2 separate regions of the Homo sapiens genome follow, and region 1 is linked to region 2. The links are chromatin contacts, found by Hi-C or POLR2A ChIA-PET in ENCODE. All regions are on one chromosome and are shown on one strand. The core of a region is the stretch at or near the end of the contact, and the rest is flanking DNA. Distances in the headings are between cores, read along the strand shown. Region 1 holds the start of NUTM2A-AS1 (NUTM2A antisense RNA 1). Region 2 holds the start of ADIRF (adipogenesis regulatory factor).

What was found. A loop is a pair of places that touch in the nucleus more often than their neighbours do. ChIA-PET counts read pairs that join two places held with the same protein, here RNA polymerase II (POLR2A). Pooled maps may share reads with other maps.
Region 1: a map of naive thymus-derived CD4-positive, alpha-beta T cell shows a loop between it and region 2 (6-fold over the local background). The contact joins the promoter of NUTM2A-AS1 here to the promoter of ADIRF in region 2. A Hi-C loop is called at or near these places in 1 of 168 maps with a recorded cell type or tissue (naive thymus-derived CD4-positive, alpha-beta T cell) and 9 of 50 pooled maps. POLR2A ChIA-PET finds 5 or more read pairs at or near these places in 1 of 52 experiments (BJ).

The regions. Positions count from the first base shown.
Region 1 is chr10:87,340,512-87,344,793 of GRCh38, forward strand. It overlaps NUTM2A-AS1 (NUTM2A antisense RNA 1), which reads right to left and starts at 2,047. Exons shown (of 6, transcript NR_024397.1): 1 at 1,731-2,047. It overlaps LINC00863 (long intergenic non-protein coding RNA 863), which reads left to right and starts at 2,225. Exons shown (of 5, transcript NR_135292.1): 1 at 2,225-2,626; 2 at 3,926-3,984. RefSeq lists an enhancer at 1,799-2,406 and silencers at 1,846-1,905, 2,556-2,785.
Region 2 is chr10:86,966,363-86,970,608 of GRCh38, forward strand. It overlaps ADIRF (adipogenesis regulatory factor), which reads left to right and starts at 2,120. Exons shown (of 3, transcript NM_006829.3): 1 at 2,120-2,243; 2 at 3,838-3,900; 3 at 4,114-4,246. The coding sequence starts at 2,183. The coding sequence ends at 4,220. It overlaps ADIRF-AS1 (ADIRF antisense RNA 1), which reads right to left. Exons shown (of 2, transcript NR_170185.1): 1 at 2,680-4,246. AGAP11 (ArfGAP with GTPase domain, ankyrin repeat and PH domain 11) reads left to right here and starts at 3,974. Exons shown (of 11, transcript NR_171046.1): 1 at 3,974-4,246. RefSeq lists enhancers at 53-806, 647-826, 807-1,559, 3,066-3,819, 3,820-4,246 and a silencer at 2,930-3,224.

The sequences.
Region 1 (4,282 bases), core at 797-3,296, 370 kb after region 2:
CAGCCTTGGACTCCTGGGCTCGAGCTATCCTCCCATATCGGTCTCCAGGTATTTAGCCATTTTAATTTTACCAGTTCTCTTGGATATGTAATGACATCTCACTGAGGTTTTTATTTTCATTTTTTCTGATGACCAACTATGTCATCAGGAGTGAAATCACTGAGTCATAAAGTCATTGCCTGTTAAACTGTTTGTTTGCTTTTTAAAGAAAGTATCAAATTGTTAGAGAATGGCTTTGTTATTTTACATTCCCATCAACCGTGCAGCAGTTAAGTAGTTTCTTTGCAGCCTTGCTAGCACTCAGTGTTGTCATTATTTTTTATTGTAACTATTCCATTGGGTATATATTGAAATCCCATTGGGGTTTTAATTTTTCATTCCCTAATGGCTAATGATGTTGACGTCTTTTCATGCTCTGATTTTCCAAACATATATTCTTTTCAGTGAAATGTATATTCATGTCTTTTGCCCACTTTCTAATTTGACTTTGTTCACTCTTAAGTTTTGAAAGTTCTTTATATATTCTTGCTACTAGTCTTTTTCAGACACATGGCAAGCAAAAGGGGAAGGAAGGAGCACCTTTTTACTGTCAAGTTGAGATGAAGGTCAAGGTTCCCCATTAGGCCTCCTTTGCCACACAAAAAGTAAATACTCTGTGTTTTTAAGATAAAGTAATGGATGCCAAGAAAGACTCAAATTTTTTTTATGTACTAATCATAAAAATGAACTATGATTTATAATTCTTCTCGTCCATTTTCATTATACATAAGTTAAGAAAACAAAATACATCATACTCAATAATAAGAATTCTGAGTAGAAACTCACCAGTTCACCTTAGCTATATTTTCCCTTTTGGGTTTCTTTTACTTTTTTTTCTCTCTCTCCTTTTTCTTTAAAAATTTTGGAGTGTGCAGAGGGATAAGGGTGAGGGAGCGTGGCAAGGAGAGGAGTTCAGATCAGGACAGGGAATGGAGGAGGGCAAGGAGTGAAGGGCACAACCCACAGCCTGGGAAAGAGAGGCATGAAACCCAGCGTGTCAGGTGGACGGATCATGGAATGGGGGGCCAGCGGAGGTTAAGGAAGGAGGGCCCAAAGGTAGGGGTGGGAAAAAGAGAAGAGGAGGAGGAGGAAGTGCGCGTGTGAAGAGTGTTAAGAAAACGACAGGACAGAGCGGGGAGGGGAAAAGCGGGCCGAGGGACAGGGTGAAAGGTGAGAAAGGAGGGTATGAGGAAAGAGGGTCCGGGGCGCTGGGGATTTGGGGAGACGATGGAGCGACGGGTAGAGCAGCTTGGGCCGAGCCGCGGGGGTGGAATCCAGACGCCGGGCGGGGGAGGGGGCGGCGGGGCGGCGGGACGGTGGGTGGGGGCCACCAGGCGGCGCCGGAGACCACCAAACATTACAGCGAGCGAGCCTGCTTCCTGGAGGGAGTGCAGACAAGGACCAGGAGCGGGAGCCGAGCCTCGCGGCCCGGGGCACGGCGCCGCCCGCCCCTCCCCGGCAGTGCCTCCCGACCCCCTGCCCTCCGCTGGGACATGGCCTGAGGCCCCGCCCGCCGCCCGGGACCCCTCCCCCACGCTGCCCCCGGACCCTCGCCCCAGGACCGCGGGGTCTCTTCCCGGCCCCGCCGCCCGCCCCGGCGAGAACAGGCCCGGCGGGCAAGGCGGCGGCGGACCGAGGGAGGCCTGGCCCGGCAGCGGGGAGAAGGGTGCGGCGCAGCCCGAGTTTCCCACCTTTTCTCCTGGCCCAGACGCGGCTGGGGCGGACGGGATCTCTCGCGCTCTGCCTCCTCCTCTTGCTTCATGGAGCCATGCGCCTGGGTGGAGGCTCCCGAGAGAAGCTGGCCTGCGGGCGGGCCGGACGAGCTGCGCGGACGGGGCGGGGCGAAGGAGGCCGGCAGGCGGAGGAGGAAGCGGCGGGGCGGAGGCGGCGGCGGCCGGGAAGAACTAGAGGTATTCCCCGGGCGGCTGGAGGACTGAGTCGAGCCGGGACCCGAGTCCTCCGGTATCCCAGCAGCCACCGGAGGCAGTGAGATAATGGAGGAAGAATGTAGGGAGACCTCCAGTGGACCGCACTCCTTCTAGCGAGCCGCGGAAACCATAGAGATCAGGGCTCAGCCGGAGGGCCGGCCCACTGCTGTCACGTGGCCTCCATCCGTGCGCTTTATTGGCTGGTGCTGGCTTTACGGGGTTGAATTTTGGACGCTGCCTGCCATTCGTGGGACCGAGTTTCAGGCAGCTGGAATAAAGAGAGACATCGGGGGAAAGCCGCGAGAAGGCCAGCGTCCCTGGCTGGGAGCAGAGCTAGCCGAGTAGGGCGCCCGGCTGTCAAACTGGCCGGCGCAGTGCACGCTGGGCCGCCCCGGAGCGGTCGCAGAGCCCGTCGGGAGTCGTAGTCCGGGACGGGCCCGCGGCATTGTCCGCGACGCAGCTCGGGATCCGGGTCGGGGTGTCGGCCGGGTTGCTGCCGGGCACCGTCGAGCGTTAGCCACCCAGCATTGAGCTGCCAGCGGCTGTTCTCCCTAAGCACCCTCGCTCACGTCGCCTCGCCTCGCCTCGCCTGACCGGCCGCAGCCTTGGATACCAGCCTTAAATCGAGCCGACTACGGCCCAGCCCCGCCCGCGGCGAGGTGCGCGGGGTTCGGTGCCAGCCGCTCGCCCCTGGCGGGGCCAGCCTCTTGATGCACCGGGGACGGGCGCCCCCATCCGACTCTTCGAGGGGCGGCAGGGCCCCATCTGTGTCTTTCGCTCTCGAGCCCCCAGCTAGAGTTGGCTTCAGCGGAATACCTACTGTGCGGGATTATTCAACAAGCCGATTGATCACATTCTTCAGCTCTAGCAGTGCAAAGGCTTCACTGAAAAAGAACATTACAAATTTTTTTTGAAAGAAATTTGGGGGTAAATTTAATTTTAAATACTGATTTTTGATAACATTTGATCTTATGACAGCATTTGTATTTTTAATTACAGATAGGATTACACTAAAAGTCATTTCTGACCTGCTCCCTTACCCTTATGGCTAAAATAAACTGCTAGGCCCTGAAGCAAAGGCGAGCCATGTTCTAGAGCAATGTCTTTCTTGTATTAAAATACGGCCCCATGCTCACAAAAAAAAAAAAAAAAAATTTTGGAGTGTAAACATATACATCATCTTAATTTGAGTCCTTATGTGTTGACGGTGTGCAGGGAAGAATGGGAAAGTAACTGTAAGTGGAGCTCAGAAAGAACTAACAAATTCATGAAAAAGTGACATTATTGCTGGTCTATTTTTTTTTTTAAATTTTCTGCTTCCTCACACTCTCCCATACTAAATGAATTATTTAGTGGGTTTTTTTTTTTGTTTTTTTTTTTTTTGTGATACGGAGTTTTGCTATTGTTGCCCAGGCTGGCACGATCTTGGCTCACCGCAACCTCCGCCTCCCAAGTTCAAGTGATTCTCCTACCTCAGCCTCCCAAGTAGCTGGGATTACAGGCATGCACCCCCGCGCCCGGCTAATTTTTTCTGTTTTTATTAGAGACGGGGTTTCTCCATGGTGGTCAGGCTGGTCTCAAACTCCCGACCTTAGGTGATACGCCCACCTCGGCCTCCCAAAGTGCTGGGATTACAGGCGTGAGCCACCGTGCCCGGCCGACAGGTGTTTTTTATGAGTTACAGACTATGTGCTTTCAGAATGAGGCAACCGATTTAAGGATGTAAGCATAATTTAAGGATATTGAAAATGATATAGGAATAAATTTTGTTTAGTCATTCATGGATTTATTCATTTTCAGATGACTATGTGTGTGAATATTTAAGAATTCTAAAACCGCATGGGATTACTTATAACTATATAGGAGCCTAACACGATAATGGAATCAGAATATACTTTGCTGAAGGGAGGAGGCTTTTAACTGAAAGTCTTCTCTCTACGTTTTTATGTCTCTAACAGGAATCCACTGAAGACCTACATTTCCCGGAAGGTTAACAGCCCCCTTCTCAGTTTTCCTGGTAAAGTGTTTTTATATTGGTAGAATACCTTCTGTCACACTCTATATTTTTCTTATCTCAAGTAGAAAAAAATTTTGCCCTTTTGCTTGGGACTGTTAACAGCCCTGGTAGTGGAAAGTAGAAGGAAATGATTCTGTGAATTTTCTGTTATATAAATTTTAGCCAGTTTAGGACTTTTGAATGAGGGGCCATACAGCCAAGGATTTAGGATTTCAGCTCAGGAAAGAAAACTGCATAGGTGTTTAATTGTGTCCTAGCCACTTATTAGCTGGGTAACTTTGAGCAAGTTTTATACATA
Region 2 (4,246 bases), core at 870-3,369:
GCCATTGCACTCCAGCCTGGGCAACAAGAGCAAAACTCTGTCTCCAAAAACAAAAAAAGGGAAAAAAAAAAGTGACACCACAGCAAACTGGGGCGGGGGTGGGGGAAACGGTAATGCGGTAATGCGCTCCCTCCTTCTGCCTCTCCTTGTCTGAGAAGCCCTGGTGCCCTGCACGCTCTCACAAGGTCCACTGCTGAGTCCTGGGCACCCTTCAGCCAATTTAATCTTCACACACACACTTTGGGGAGACGCTGTGATGTGATGGGGATGTTGAGGCTCAGAGAAGTGAGGGGCTTGCTCTAAGAATATCTGAACCCAAGAGGTTTGACTGTAGTGCCTGCCGCTAGGGCCACGTGGAGCTCTCTCTACCACCATCTGCTGGGGGCTGGCTGTCTCTTCCCACAGAGGCTGCTCCCTTCCTGTCCAGCTCACAGCTCATTGCCCATGGGGCCTGGAGCCCAGTGGCACCACCAGCCTGTGATAAACTGGAACACTCGAAGGCCTGCCTGGCTATTGGGCACTACCGGTGGGATTTCAGGAGGGCTGGCAGGGCTGTGGCCAGCCAGGCAGGGCATGGCTGAGATGGGCTCCCCAGAGTCCCCAAGGCATCCATATGGCCGCTCCCAGGGCAAGGCCTCGCTCTGGGAGAGGAGGGGCGGGGGGCTGGGAGGACTGTTGCTGCCGCTTTGTTTTGCCTGAGACCTGCTCCCTCCCCCTTCCTCCACCTAATCTCATCACCTGCCTCTTCCCTTTGCCCAGGGTTGACCTCATCTCCATTAATCCATACCGTGTGTGTGTGTGTGTGTGTGTGTGTGTGTGTGTGTGTGTGTGTGTGTGTACAGGTGCACTTCCAAACAACTCCCTCTAGGGGCTGACCCCGCAGCACTAGAAGCAGGGTATGTGCCAGCAGACCAAGCCTGTGTGGCAGGGGCTTCCCAGCGCTCCAGAATAGGGGAGACACCAGCAGAGGTGCAAGAAACAGCCCCGGACAGGAAGCGGTAGAGAGACCCAGAAAGGCAGGGTGGGTGTGCACTGGCCTCCAGGTCCTGAAGGCCTACTCTGGAGTGGGAGTATACCCAGCTGGGTGGGGCCTGACCTACACCCCTTGTGTGCCAGGGGAATGTATCTTGCAAGCTGTTTTGCTGCACCCAAGGATGATCTTCTCCACTCAGGCCCAGGTCCCTAAGTCCCCTCCTAACAGCCACAAGTCATACTCTCTAGCGCCTTGCCTGCCCCATCTCAGGAAAGGTGACCTGAGAGGCCCAAGCTTATTCCTGCCCTCCCTGAGCCATGCTTCCTGCCCAACTTCCTAAGGCTTCGGTGACAGACGGCAATCTCCTTGCCTGGGCTGCACAGGCACACTGCCCTCTCCCCCTTGGGGTTGCATGGTCTGCAAGTGCACACACCTGTATCTCGCCCTCTCAGGGGAAAGATTTACCAGGCCCTCTCCGGCTGCATCCACTGGGTCTCTGGCTACAGGCAGAGAGCCAGTCAGCAGTGCCCCTGCAGCTGTTTGGGGCTGGGGGCTCCGATGATGCCAGAGCCCTAGGGTTTACAGGCACCTAGGCAGATTCGAGGATCCAAGTCCCTGCCACATGCGTTTGGGTGAGACCGACCTCACTGCCTCAGTTTCCTCCTATACACTGATGCTATCAACAAAAATACCCACTTCAGGAGGTGGTTGTAAAGATTATACAAGAGACTGCAGAGCGTTAGGCAGCACCTGGCACAAGACAAATGCTCAGTAAAAGACCACTGCTGTCATTAAGGTCAACACCAGCCCTGAGCTCCTGCCCTGGAGCTGACCCAGCGCTCACGCCCAGGATCAGAAAGGGAGGGCTGGGGCTGATGAGCTGGGAGGTGGTGTGCGCCCTTCTCCTGCCTCCAGCTCCTCTCTGGACCCCTGTCCTGGCACCTCTTCGGTCCCTGGTTCGGTCTGCCCCTTTCCCACCGCGGCCCGTCTTAGGCCAGGATGTGCTCCCTGCCCTGCGGACTCTGGAGCAGGGCCCGGCCACTCCCCGGAGCCTGTATGACGGGAACCGCCCCGCGCCCTCTCCCCTACGCGGGGCAGGCCAGCCCTGGGGCGCCTTAAAAACCGGAGCTGGCGCTTGGCATCGCCACTCTGGGCAGGATCCAACGTCGCTCCAGCTGCTCTTGACGACTCCACAGATACCCCGAAGCCATGGCAAGCAAGGGCTTGCAGGACCTGAAGCAACAGGTGGAGGGGACCGCCCAGGAAGCCGGTGAGGATAGCGCGCGACCTAGGGCTCAGGCAGGGGCACCTGCGTGGATGCGCAGGCAGAAGCAGCGGGTCGGCGCGGTCCGCAAGTTCCTGGACCGGCAGCTTGGCTCGGAAGGCTCGGTCCTCCACTGAGACGCAGGGGGCAGGCAGAACGCCCACCCCGGCGAGCAGACAGATGGTGCCCGCAGGGAGGCAGCGGAACAGAGGCTCCGGAGGAGCCGGAGCTGCGCTGCGGGCACTGCGGGAGCCCCTCCAAGGAGGCCATGCTGGCGCTGGGCGGCCCGCCCAGGCCCTCAGGAGAGGGTGAAGGTCCAGGACAGGGATCGGGCGCGGCCCGCCACCACTTAAACCCGCGCGCGCCACCAGAGGCTGCCCCAGACCTCAAAGGGCTTTGTTTCCATCCCACCCCCATCGCCGAAAAGTAATCGTCGCCTTACCTTTAAGTCCCCACCTGGCAAAGAAGGTCCTTAGTTCCTCCACCTCCAGCTCTCTCCTCCGTATTCTGGAGGTGACCCAGCTGCGGTGGGGGCGTGGGAGATGTCAGGAGACCACTGGGTTGGTTCTTCCTGCACCTAGCCCAGGCTTCGTTAGGACTCCAGCTCCCTGTCAGTCCTGCCCATATCCCAGTCAGGAGACAATATCCAAACCAACCCCTTACTTCACCAGTGCTCCAGGGGAGGCCCACAGTTCTTCCCTTGAGACTGAAATGCTACCAAGGAAGCCTCCGTGTCAGGTCCCTTCCTTCTGGGCTTCACTTTTCCATCTGAGAGCTGGGTGCAAAGGATGGGCTGCTTTCTGATGGGTTAATCGAGACGAGGTTCCCAGGGGCCTCTCAGCACACTTGCCTGACTAACCCTTTCCGGAGGATGGGATCTGGGTAAGGCAGGCCCTTTCCTGTTCAGCAGCAGGGATGAGTTACAGCTCTGTAGGCGGGAGCCACCTGTCAGCCCCCCCGGGGCTGGTGACTCCATTCCCAGCAGGCCGAAACTCTGGTCCAGAGGAGATAGTCCGGCCTTGGAAGTTTTGCCTCCTTCCTTCATTTGTCTCCTAATGTCTTAAGCTGCCTGTCCACAGAGGCACTGGCTTTGCTTGTGTGCCCCTCCGGGCAGGCCACAGGAGGGAGGAGGCAGTAAGGACCTGGCAAAACTGCAAGCCCCAGGGCTAAGTGCATGAAAGGTGGGAATTCAGGCATCTGGGCCAGGCTTCTAGGGGAGAAGCTGTAAAAGGGGGCAAGGGTCTTCTGCGCCATCACCAGCATTAGCCAACAGTCCAGATGCTAGCTGCAGCCTGGCCCTGCCCTGCCTTCCTTCCTCTGTCCAACATTTTCTCAGTAGCCCTGGAGATGGAAAGGGAAGCTCCTCCCCCACAGAGAAGGAGCTCAGAGTTAGAAATAAACAAAAACATCCCAGAGGCATGGAAAGGTCTCCTGCCCCTCGGGCTGGGGGGCCCTGGGCCAGGGACTTTATCTCCATGGCATCCATCCCTTGGACCTGTACCACCGAATACTCTGGAGGACACAGAGGCATGGCAATGGTGGGGCACCTGTAGTCGGTGGTGCCTCAACAGGGGCTAAAAGCCACATCTCTCTGTTCCAGTGTCAGCGGCCGGAGCGGCAGCTCAGCAAGTGGTGGACCAGGCCACAGAGGCGGGGCAGAAAGGTCTGGTGGGGCTGGAGGGAGGCGGGCAACCCCAGCACACCTCCCACTCCCCGCCCCATCCCGGCTGGGGCCCAGGCACATCCTCTCCTCTGCAGAGCCCTCTGTCCACAATGCCCCAAGCAGGTCCCCCGGGAGACCCAGGCCAGGCTAAGCCTACAGGCACTGTGGTTCCCGGGCCCTGCCTGACCTGCCCTCTCTCCCGCCCTTCCCCAGCCATGGACCAGCTGGCCAAGACCACCCAGGAAACCATCGACAAGACTGCTAACCAGGCCTCTGACACCTTCTCTGGGATTGGGAAAAAATTCGGCCTCCTGAAATGACAGCAGGGAGACTTGGGTCGGCCTCC